Linked DNA regions of Homo sapiens: regions 1 and 2 are each linked to region 3. A link is a contact called in ENCODE Hi-C or POLR2A ChIA-PET data. All regions are on one chromosome and are shown on one strand. Each heading gives the region's core, a stretch centred on a gene start or an enhancer-like site at or near the end of the contact. The rest is flanking DNA. Distances are from core to core; before and after follow the strand shown. Region 1 has its middle 33 kb from the start of SPOCD1. Region 2 holds the start of ZBTB8A (zinc finger and BTB domain containing 8A). Region 3 holds the start of KPNA6 (karyopherin subunit alpha 6).

Region 1 (2,844 bases), core at 180-2,679, 260 kb before region 3:
TTGGGGGAGGTGGAAGCCCATGCCTAGCATGTTTGGGAAAGTGACGCCACTGTAGCTGGAGCAGAGTGGCAGGGAGGAGGGAGGGGGACTGGGAGGAGGGCACGCCAGGGAGATCCCCAGAGGGGAGGTGGAACCAGTAGGCACATCACTCAGGGCCTTTCAGGCCATCATAAAGGCGCTTTGGTTTTGCTTAGAAACTGGAAGCCACTGAAGGGATTTATTATTTAGATTAAAAAAGCAGAATGTAAAATCAAAGTATAGGATGCTATATTGAAAAAGTCATTTTAAAAGGTTGAAAGGGAATCATCAAAATTGACCACAGCTGCCGAGTTAGGGTGAAGGGATTATGAATTTTTTCCTCTATCCAACTTAATGTTTCTGTGTTGCACGTTTGTGATTAAAATATGTTTCTAAGAGTTTTTAAAGTTGTGGTGGGTTTTGTTTTGTTTTGTTTTGTCTTGAAAAACTGACTCTCGATAGGAAGGCAGAAAACTATTATGAGGGGCCGGGCACAGTGGCTCACGCCTGTAATCCCAGCACTTTGGGAGGCCGAGGCAGGCAGATCACTTGAGGTCACGAGTTCAAGACCAGCCTGGCCAACCTGGCAAAACCCCGTCTCTACCAAAAATACAAAACTTAGCCGGGCATGGTGGTGTGCGCCTGTAATCCCAGCTACTTGGGAGGCTGAGACAGGAGAATTGCTTAAACCTGGGAGGCGGAGGTTGCAGTGAGCCAAGATTCCACCACTGCACTCCGGCCTGGGTGACAGAGCGAGACTCCATCAAAAAAGAAAAGAAAAAGAAAACTATTGTGAAGGAGGAGGAGGTGTGCAAAAAGCAATGGAGTTAGAGGCAGGTGGAGGGTGGGGCCAGGACCGAGACAGAAGTGGGGCCAGGGGTAGGGAAACTGGTACAGAGGTCGGGGGGAGGGAGAGAGGGGGACACTGAGGCAGACAGAGAGATGGGAAAAGTGAGACCAAGAGAAGCAGAGGTGAGAAATAGGGAGAGACAGAGACCAGGACAAGGGCAGGGGCCCGTGGAGGAGGCCACCTCCATGGTACTCCCTTCAGGACCTCAACACCCCATCAACCTCTCGAGACCCCTGTAAGATCCACGGGCCCAGGTGCCTGATCTAGGCAGCCCAGCAATGGCCCATCCTCCAGCCCCACTCCAGCATCTCAGGGTCTGGGAACTCAGGAGCCATCGGTGCTGCTTGGATGACCTTAAGCAGGGAAGTGGCATGACCAAGCTCAAGTGTCACAGAGCCCCTGTCTGCGAGGAGGAAATGGGTTGGGTCCAGGAAAACCACTCTGAGAAATATCGGGTACTTCTAAGAGCAAGGCAGGGCTACAAAGCGCTTTCATATCACCTGCGCGCACACACATGTGTGCACACACGCACACCCACACGTCTTGGGGGGGGGGGCACACATTCGTTACAGCCCACACAGAGAAATTCCAGTATGTGGTAAGGGCCAGAGCTCTTACATCTGCTGGAGGCAGCCAGCAAGGCCAGAAGTGCACCTGCAGCAGGAACTCATCTGCTGAGACACTGTACAGACCCTGGTGGGGCGCTCCTCACACCTGCTTGGCCCAGTTGACTCAGGGCATCCAGGGGGGACAGTTGCATGCACCCTGCTTGAACCCCATTTCAAATGCGCCCTGCAGCTTCCCTCAGCTTTTCTGCCTCCGGGCTTTCTCCTTAGCTGCAGAAGGCCACTCAACCCTCCAGCAGACACAGCTTGGAAGTCCAGGAAGCTGATGTCCCTGCGGCAGCCCTCAGCAATGAGGGACTGGAATCATGGATAAATGCGTCAGCTTTCCTACCTTCTGTGGAACAATTCTGAGGGTATTCCTCATGGTTTCTCTGAGGGGCCCCAGCAGGATATGCCCAGTTGCCTACAGTGGGAACCAGCTCAGAGAACACCCTCGTTGAAGGAATCATTGGTCCTGTGGAGCCCCACGGCCTGGGTGTGTCTACTTGCCTCTTTGCGGTATCATTTACTTGCTTCTCCATCCCCTATATTTCCTGTAGATAGAAGTCCGGCCTCAGGTTCAACTCTTCTGGCAAGGCACCAGAGCAGGCACTGTTGGTGTCCCACCATGTCCCATGGGCCAGTGCTGGAGGCCACCTGCAGACCTTCTGAGTCTTGCAACCTGAGGGCATTTTCTGCTCCTGAGAAGAGCCAGGGAGTTAACAACCCCGAGCAGCCTTTGACTAGCGTTGGGTGGAGATTGGTGGCTAAATAGCCCAGCTTCCTCGCCTCTCTAGGGAAGGTTTCCGACATGTTCTGTATAGCCTTTCAGAGGGTCCCCAGAGGAATGGAGCTCCAGTTCCCGGAGTAAAGACCCACTCATTAATTCACTTTTTATTGGCTTTCTGCCTTTCCCTGCCTCACTTCCCTATTCTCTTAAAGACGGATGCTTTCTGGGATCATCTTCCAAATAAATCACTTGCACCCCGATCCTTTTCCTAGATACAGTCTGCTTTTTTGGGAAATCCAAACTAAGGCAGCCCGTTCTTAGTTTGTACTGCACGTGACACAACTGTAAGGGTTGTGTACTGCACGTGACTTCACTTCAGGAGATACAAGAGCAGTGCTAGGGTGGGCCCATGGGCTCAGGTGTGACAATCTGATCCCTCCATTATGAAATTCTCCATCAGCCTTTCACATTAATAATTTCATCCATAGGGGATTATTGCCTGAATCCATCATTTTATTAGGAGTTGTAAAAAAGATGGTTTTCTAATTCTATCAATCCTTTCACATTTATTAGCTGGAATTTTTTAATAAAGAACTTTCCCTCATAAACTAGGGCTTTAAATTGAGATTCGGTAGTAGAAA
Region 2 (3,202 bases), core at 686-3,185, 430 kb after region 3:
CCAGCCTGGCAACCTGGTGAAACCCTGTCCCTACTAAAAATACAAAAATTAGCCAGGCGTGGTGGCGGGCACCTGTAATCCCAGCTACTCTGGAGGCTGAGGCAGAGAATTGCTTGAACCTGGGAGGCGGAGGTTGCAGTGAGCCGAGATTGCATCATTGCACTCCAGCCTGGGTGACAGAGCAAGACTCCGTCTCCAAAAAAAAAAAAAAAAAAAAAAAAAAAAAGGAATGGATTATCTTCCTCAAGATTTGAACTGAATAGGTGGAAACAGGGATGGGGGTTGGGTGGGGTGGGAGACAGAGTTTAAGAGACTAGCACTGGTTAATGGTGGAGCTCTAGCATACAGAAACGTGCTCCCAAAGCTAGGAGAATGAAGGTGAGGGACAAAACTCTCATTACCTCTTCCTTGCAACAAAGAGGTTATTTTTGTTTGTTGTTTTTGTTTTTGTTTTTGAAATGGAGTCTTGCTCCGTCACCCAGGCTGGAGTGCAGTGGCACGATCTTGGCTCACTGCAAACTCCACCTCCTGTGTTCAAGCCATTCTCCTGGTTCAGCTGCCCCAGTAGCTGGGATTACAGGCGCGCACCACCATGCCCAGCTAATTTTTGTATTTTAAGTAGAGATGGGGTTTCACCATGTTGGCCAGGCTGGTCTCAACCTCCTGACCTCGTGATCCGCCCACCTCGGCCTCCCAAAGTGCTGAGATTATAGGTGTGAGCCACCACACCCGGCCTCAACAAAGAGTTTATCACCAACCTGATGTGCTCTCTTGAGGAATATGTTTGTGGAACTCTTTTGCATGTTTTAATTAACTAAGGCTAAAATAAAACCTTTGGCTAAAACCATGTCCAGGTCTTTCTGGGGGAATTCTCAATGGGGGCGCTAGCAGAGTAATCTGAGTACATCCAACACACCAGACACCTAATGGTTTTCAAATATGTTTCTACTTACCTGTTCAGAAGGTGAGGAAATGCAACTAAATAGCAAAGCACCTCTGCAGTGACACAGAAGTGACATTGAGACAATTGTGAATATCTTGTATCCTCAAAATGCATAGCTAATTATTCCTGAAATCAAAGTTACAAACTGTCCAATATGAATGATTTTGAACAGGAGAGGAATCCATTAAAAGCTAAACGCAAGTTTTGATAATTTGAACCTTTTCCCTCCAGTTTTACTATAACACAGTACTTTTCAGTACCTGACCCCAGCATAAGGAACTAGAAAACTAATTTATAGAAGTAATGCTTCTACAGTAACAGTGAAAATCCATTGATTTACTATTTTAGCAAATGTATAACCTGATATCTGTACTCTAAATATTAGAGACGTAAATTTGTCAGAGGAAGCTTGGTGTACGATGAATGCTTGCATTGGAAAAGACGCAACTTGCTATTTTTACTAATTTTATATTTCTCTGGACTTAACTAAGAATTATGTTCTCTTATCTCAGCCTCTCTGGGTTTTCCTATTCAAATGAAATGCTTCTGACCTGTACAGGTTTAGAAAAGGTTATCCTCAACTAAAATAACTGCTTCAGTACAAGGGAAAATTCTGTGGAAATCTTTTGCATTTGACGTTGCTAAACTTAAGTACAATAATGTCACATGTACTTATACAGTAATTGTGGGCACGCCTAAGTCCCTCCCTCTTTCCTAAACCAAATCCCCAGATCCTAGAAATCCAGCCCTTCTGCCCTCCGGAGGCGCCTTTCCCAACGTAAAGTACAATTTTAAATTTCAGCTCCTGACTAAAATCATGATCCGCAGTCAACTGCTAGAGAATCTGGGCACCCCGGTGTCTCTGGAGCGTGCAGCGAGTGTGGGCAAGGGCAGGGGGAGTGGGCGAAGCTGCTGGTTGGTGCCTGAAATCTGTGCGTTGCCCCTTTAATTGTGTCCCCAGCCCTCGGGCGTTTCTGTCCAACGCCCACGTCAGCAAATACCTTTTGTTTCTCTCACGTTGGGGCTACTTGTTTTAGGGCGCAAAGGAACGGCCTCGAAAGGGGGTCCTTCCCCAGCCGAGAACCAGGAATCTTCCCTCGGCCCGCGCGCGCGACCGGCCGGTGCGCCGCGGCCCGCGGTAAGTGGCTGCACGCGGCGCCGGCGGAGGGCGGGCGGGCGTCGGGGCTGCCCGGGACCCGCCGCGAGCCTGGCCGCGGGCTCTGACGGCCCGGGCGGCGGCAGTGCTGGGATGCGGGCCCCGGGCGCGCCTCCCCCAGACGTCCCCGGGCCGGGAGCGCGGCGGGAGGCGCCCGGGAGGGGCTGCGGGACAATGGCCGCGCCGTCGCCGCCCGCGCCCGCCTCGCCGCCCGGCCCGGCCCGGGGAAAGGCGGGAAGGCGCGCGGAGCCTCCTGGAGGCGGCGGCGGGAAGGCGGCGGGGACGGCGCCGGGCGTGTCTGGAGCCGTCGGGCGCCGCGGACTCTGGAGGGGCTCGGGCTGCGCGGAGCAAAGACGGGCGGCCGCCGCGGGGGCGCGCGGGGAGGGCAGGGCAGGGCCGGGGCCGGAGTCTCTGCGGGCGCGGCCAGGGGCGCTGCCGGGGAACCTGGCTCCCAGGGCAGTAGCCCGAGTTTCTCGGTGCAGCCTCCATCCTTGGTTTTATGTCAAGATGCGACATCTGGGCTTAGAACCGAGGGCGAACTCACCGCGCCTAACCAATGTTGAGCTCCCAACTATTTGCTTCTGGACGGAACCTTACATGCTCATCTCTACCCATGCGGACCGCCTCTTTTGTGAGTTAGTCAGCGGCTTGTTCCCTTCCCCTTCAGATGCGCTTATGTATCCCCGATTGTTCCAATGGCCCTACTCCACATCATTCTAAGACGCGTTTGGAAGCGGTAGATTCACACACACCTGGTGGGCTTCTAACCACACACGTCAATATCACCTCTATGCTTGATAAACCTTTATAGTTGCACAACTTTAAATGGAGTGCTTTCACCTATATGAATTATTTCACTTAATTTCACATAAAACAACCACCTAGTCAGGCTGACGGTAATTCCACTTTGCAGATGAGGGAACACGTATGAAGCATGGCGTTTCACCTCTAGGCTAGGGTGACCATAGCCGCCCAGGGCCTCCTGTTCCCGCCCTGCCTTCCCTCCTAAGGCACCTCCAGAGGAGTCTTTAGAAGGGCCAGTCTTAACACAGCGCTTCCCTGCTCTAAAAACCTTAACTGATCTTTTTCAGGAAAGCCTCCAA
Region 3 (3,130 bases), core at 2-2,501:
AATTTTTTTCTTTTAATTTATTTTTTGTGGAGATGGGGTCTCACTGTGTTGCCCAGTCTGGTCTTGAGCTCCTGGCCTCAAGTGATTCTCTGGCCTCAGCTTCCCAAAGTGTTAGGATTATAGACAAGCGTGAACCACCACACCCAGCCCTATTTTTCTATTTCTCATCTCCCAATAAGATTGCAACCTCAACTAGGGCTACCTACGTAGGCCTAATCAGAAAACCTGAGTTTAGTCTTACTTCTTTGTTTCCTTCTCTCCATAGCCTCATTGAGCAAGGCACTTCCCCTCTCTAGATGATTCGTTGTTCATATTCAGCCCAAGGTCTATGATTGCTGTTTTTGTTTTTAGAGACGGAGTTTTGCTCTTGTCTCCCAGGCTGGAATGCAGTGGCACAATCTCGGCTCACTGCAACCTCTGCCTCCCGGGTTAAAGCAATTCTCCTGCCTCAGCCTCCCAAGTAGATTACAGGCATGCGCCACCACACCCAGCTAATTTTTGTATTTTTAGTAGAGACCATGGGCAGGCTGGTCTCGAACTCCTGATCTCAGGTGATCCGCCCGCCTCGGCCTACCCAAAGTGCTGGGATTACAGGCGTGAGCCACAGCGCCCAGCCGATTGGTTTCAACTATTAGAAGAAGGGATAAACTGGCCCGGAGCGGTGGCTCAAGCCTGTAATCCCAGCACTTTGGGGGCGGGCGGATCACCTGAGGTAAGGAGTTCAAGACCAGCCTAGCCAACATGGTTGAAACACCGTCTCTAGTAAAAATACAAAAATTAGCCAGGCGTGGTGGCAGGCGCCTGTAATCCCAGCTACTCGGGGGGCCGAGGCAGGAGAATCGCTTGAACTCGGGAGGCAGAGTGTGCAGTGAGCCGAGATCGCGCCATCGCACTCCAGCCTGGGGGGACAAGAGCGAGACTGCGTCTCAAAAAAAAAAAAAAAAAAAAAAAAAAAAAAAGGAGGGATAAGCTTCTGGGAGAAAAAGTTCCGGGTAAAGAAATCTCACTATAAAAAAGAAATAGTAGCAGAAACAGCTGGGAACTCCTAGACACACTTAACTTTCTTAGGTATCCCTTCCAGTCTCCTCCCAACCACTCCTTTCCTATTTCATTTCCACTCCCCACCTTTAGTAGCTGCGGTCTCTTTAAGTGCGCACTTTCGGTGTAATGATAGGCGATTGGGCCAATAAAGCGTTTCGTCCTGGAGTTAACTGGTTTGTCCCTTTCGGGCTGCCGTCCTACAGATCCGCCATATTGTCTACTGAAAGCTGCCGCTGAAGCTGCCGCCGTTGCCTCCGCCGCCAAGAGTGAGCGAGCGGACCCGCGATGGGTGAGTGAGGAAACCACGCAGTAGGGTTCTTGGGCTCAGGGAGTGTCGGGGCCTGGGATTTGGCGAGAGCCTGTCTCCGGTCTGCGGAAGATGTCTGCATCCCCTCTAGCTAGGTCTGAGGGGAAAAGTCAGGCCGGGAGTGCCCCTCTTGCCAGTTTTGGGCCGAGCTAGGGCCCGTGCTGGAAGCAGTCCTTTGGTGCTGGTTTCGGGGACACCTTGGCACGCCTGGAGCCCCCCACATGGTGGCCTCGGGCAGGAGCCCACGTGTTCCTGGGAGGTAGAAAGGGGCCTACTCTCTGTCCTGCGCCCAGACTGGGGCTGGGGGACGGGCTCCCGGCGGCAGGCCTGGGCGGCGCTAAGGTAGCTTTCTCCTGGGTTGTGTTTGGCCAACGCGTGTCTTGACTAGATTCAGTGGCTCCCCTGAACTCAGGGAAGTCCTACCTACGTAGCGAGGTGGAGTCCTCTAGTGAGGGGACGTCAGGCGAGCCAGCACTAGGCCGGTAAGCATGGGCAGCCAGGCCGAGGGCAGCTTGCGCCGCTGAAGGCCGGGAGAACGGAATCAAGGCGGAAATAGTGTGGTTCGGTTGGGCTCAGAGTGGCATCGCTTGTGATGGTAGAACACCAAAGGCCAAGTCCTCTTGGCCATCTTTAGGTTGAGGACTTTAGGTTTCTGGGCTGGCCCTGGTAAGGAGAAAAGGAGCGACCTGTTGATCTTTCTGAGGGGACTCCGGCTGGCAAGGCCTCTGTTCAGAGAGAATACCATGGCGAAGTCTTTGGATTTAGAGACAGAACCAACAGTGGTAATTCCTCTAAAGCAGTAAAAATTGTGAAATTTGCTAAGCTCTTTCTACGTACGGGCATTGTTCTGATTGCTTTACATGTCTTGTTTTACTTAATTTGTACAACCTAAGGAAATAGATGCTACCATTGCCATTTTACAGATGTGGAAGCTGAGCTTTAGAGAGGTAAAGTAACTTACCCAAGGTCATGCAGTGGCTAAGCCAGGGTGAACACTCCCAAGCCTAGTTTGTAACTGCTGTTTGTTGTTGTTGTTGATAGAGTCTTGCTCTGTCGCCCAGGCTGGAGTGCAGTGACGCGATCTCGGCTCACTGCAACCTCCTGCCTCCCGGGTTCAAGCGATTCTCCTGCCTCAGCCTCCCGAGTAGCTGGGATTACAGGCACCCACCACCACGCCCGGCTGATTTTTGTGTGTTTTTGGTAGAGACAGGGTTTCGTCATGTTGGCCAGGCTGGTCTCGAACCCCTGACCTCAAGTGATTCGCCTGCCTCGGCCTCCCAAAGTGCTGGGATTACAGGTGTGAGCCACTGCGTCCAGCCTGTTTTTTTGTTTTGTTTTTTTTTTTAAATGACCTGGCCCTCTAGTGGTTGGGCAGGGAGAAAAGGGGAAAAAAGCTTTTAACCCTAGGCAAAGTTGTAAATGTGTTTGGGTTTTCTGTTTGTTTATTTTGTTTTGTTTTGCTTTTTGTTTTTGCATGTGGGCCCATTATGAAATCTTTTTTTTTTTTTTGAGACGGAGTCTGGCTCTGTTGCCCAGGCTGGAGTGCATTGGCGCGATCTCGGCTCACTGCAACTACCACCTTCCCGGGTTCACGCCATTCTCCTGCCTCAGCCTCCCGAGTAGTTGGGACTACAGGTGCCCGCCACCACGCCTGGATAATTTTTTTTGTATTTTTTTGTATTTTTAGTGGAGACGGGGTTTCACCGTGTTAGCCAGGATGGTCTTGATCTCCTGACCTCGTGATCCTCCCGCCTCGCCTTCCAAAGTGCTGAGATTACAAGC

The links. A loop is a pair of places that touch in the nucleus more often than their neighbours do. ChIA-PET counts read pairs that join two places held with the same protein, here RNA polymerase II (POLR2A). Pooled maps may share reads with other maps.
Region 1: a loop to region 3 is called in a pooled map, with 2.3 times the contacts of the local background. The contact joins the enhancer-like site here to the promoter of KPNA6 in region 3. A Hi-C loop is called at or near these places in 1 of 50 pooled maps. POLR2A ChIA-PET finds 5 or more read pairs at or near these places in 3 of 52 experiments (CD4-positive, alpha-beta T cell, H1 and activated CD4-positive, alpha-beta T cell).
Region 2: a pooled map shows a loop between it and region 3 (2.0-fold over the local background). The contact joins the promoter of ZBTB8A here to the promoter of KPNA6 in region 3. A Hi-C loop is called at or near these places in 1 of 50 pooled maps.

Annotation. Positions count from the first base shown.
Region 1 is chr1:31,847,287-31,850,130 of GRCh38, forward strand. No RefSeq gene overlaps it. Among named protein-coding and RNA genes, the nearest start is that of SPOCD1, 33 kb to the left of the region's middle. RefSeq lists an enhancer at 1,500-1,549. Within about 2 kb of position 1,430, at least 5 of the 41 ENCODE cell types and tissues checked have a DNase peak (open chromatin) inside an H3K27ac peak, as active enhancers do; they include CD4-positive, alpha-beta T cell, where a contact is called at or near this core.
Region 2 is chr1:32,537,492-32,540,693 of GRCh38, forward strand. ZBTB8A (zinc finger and BTB domain containing 8A) reads left to right here and starts at 1,936. Exons shown (of 5, transcript NM_001040441.3): 1 at 1,936-2,081. RefSeq lists a silencer at 2,299-2,668.
Region 3 is chr1:32,106,805-32,109,934 of GRCh38, forward strand. KPNA6 (karyopherin subunit alpha 6) reads left to right here and starts at 1,252. Exons shown (of 14, transcript NM_012316.5): 1 at 1,252-1,330. The coding sequence starts at 1,327. RefSeq lists enhancers at 946-1,464, 1,078-1,507, 1,465-1,982.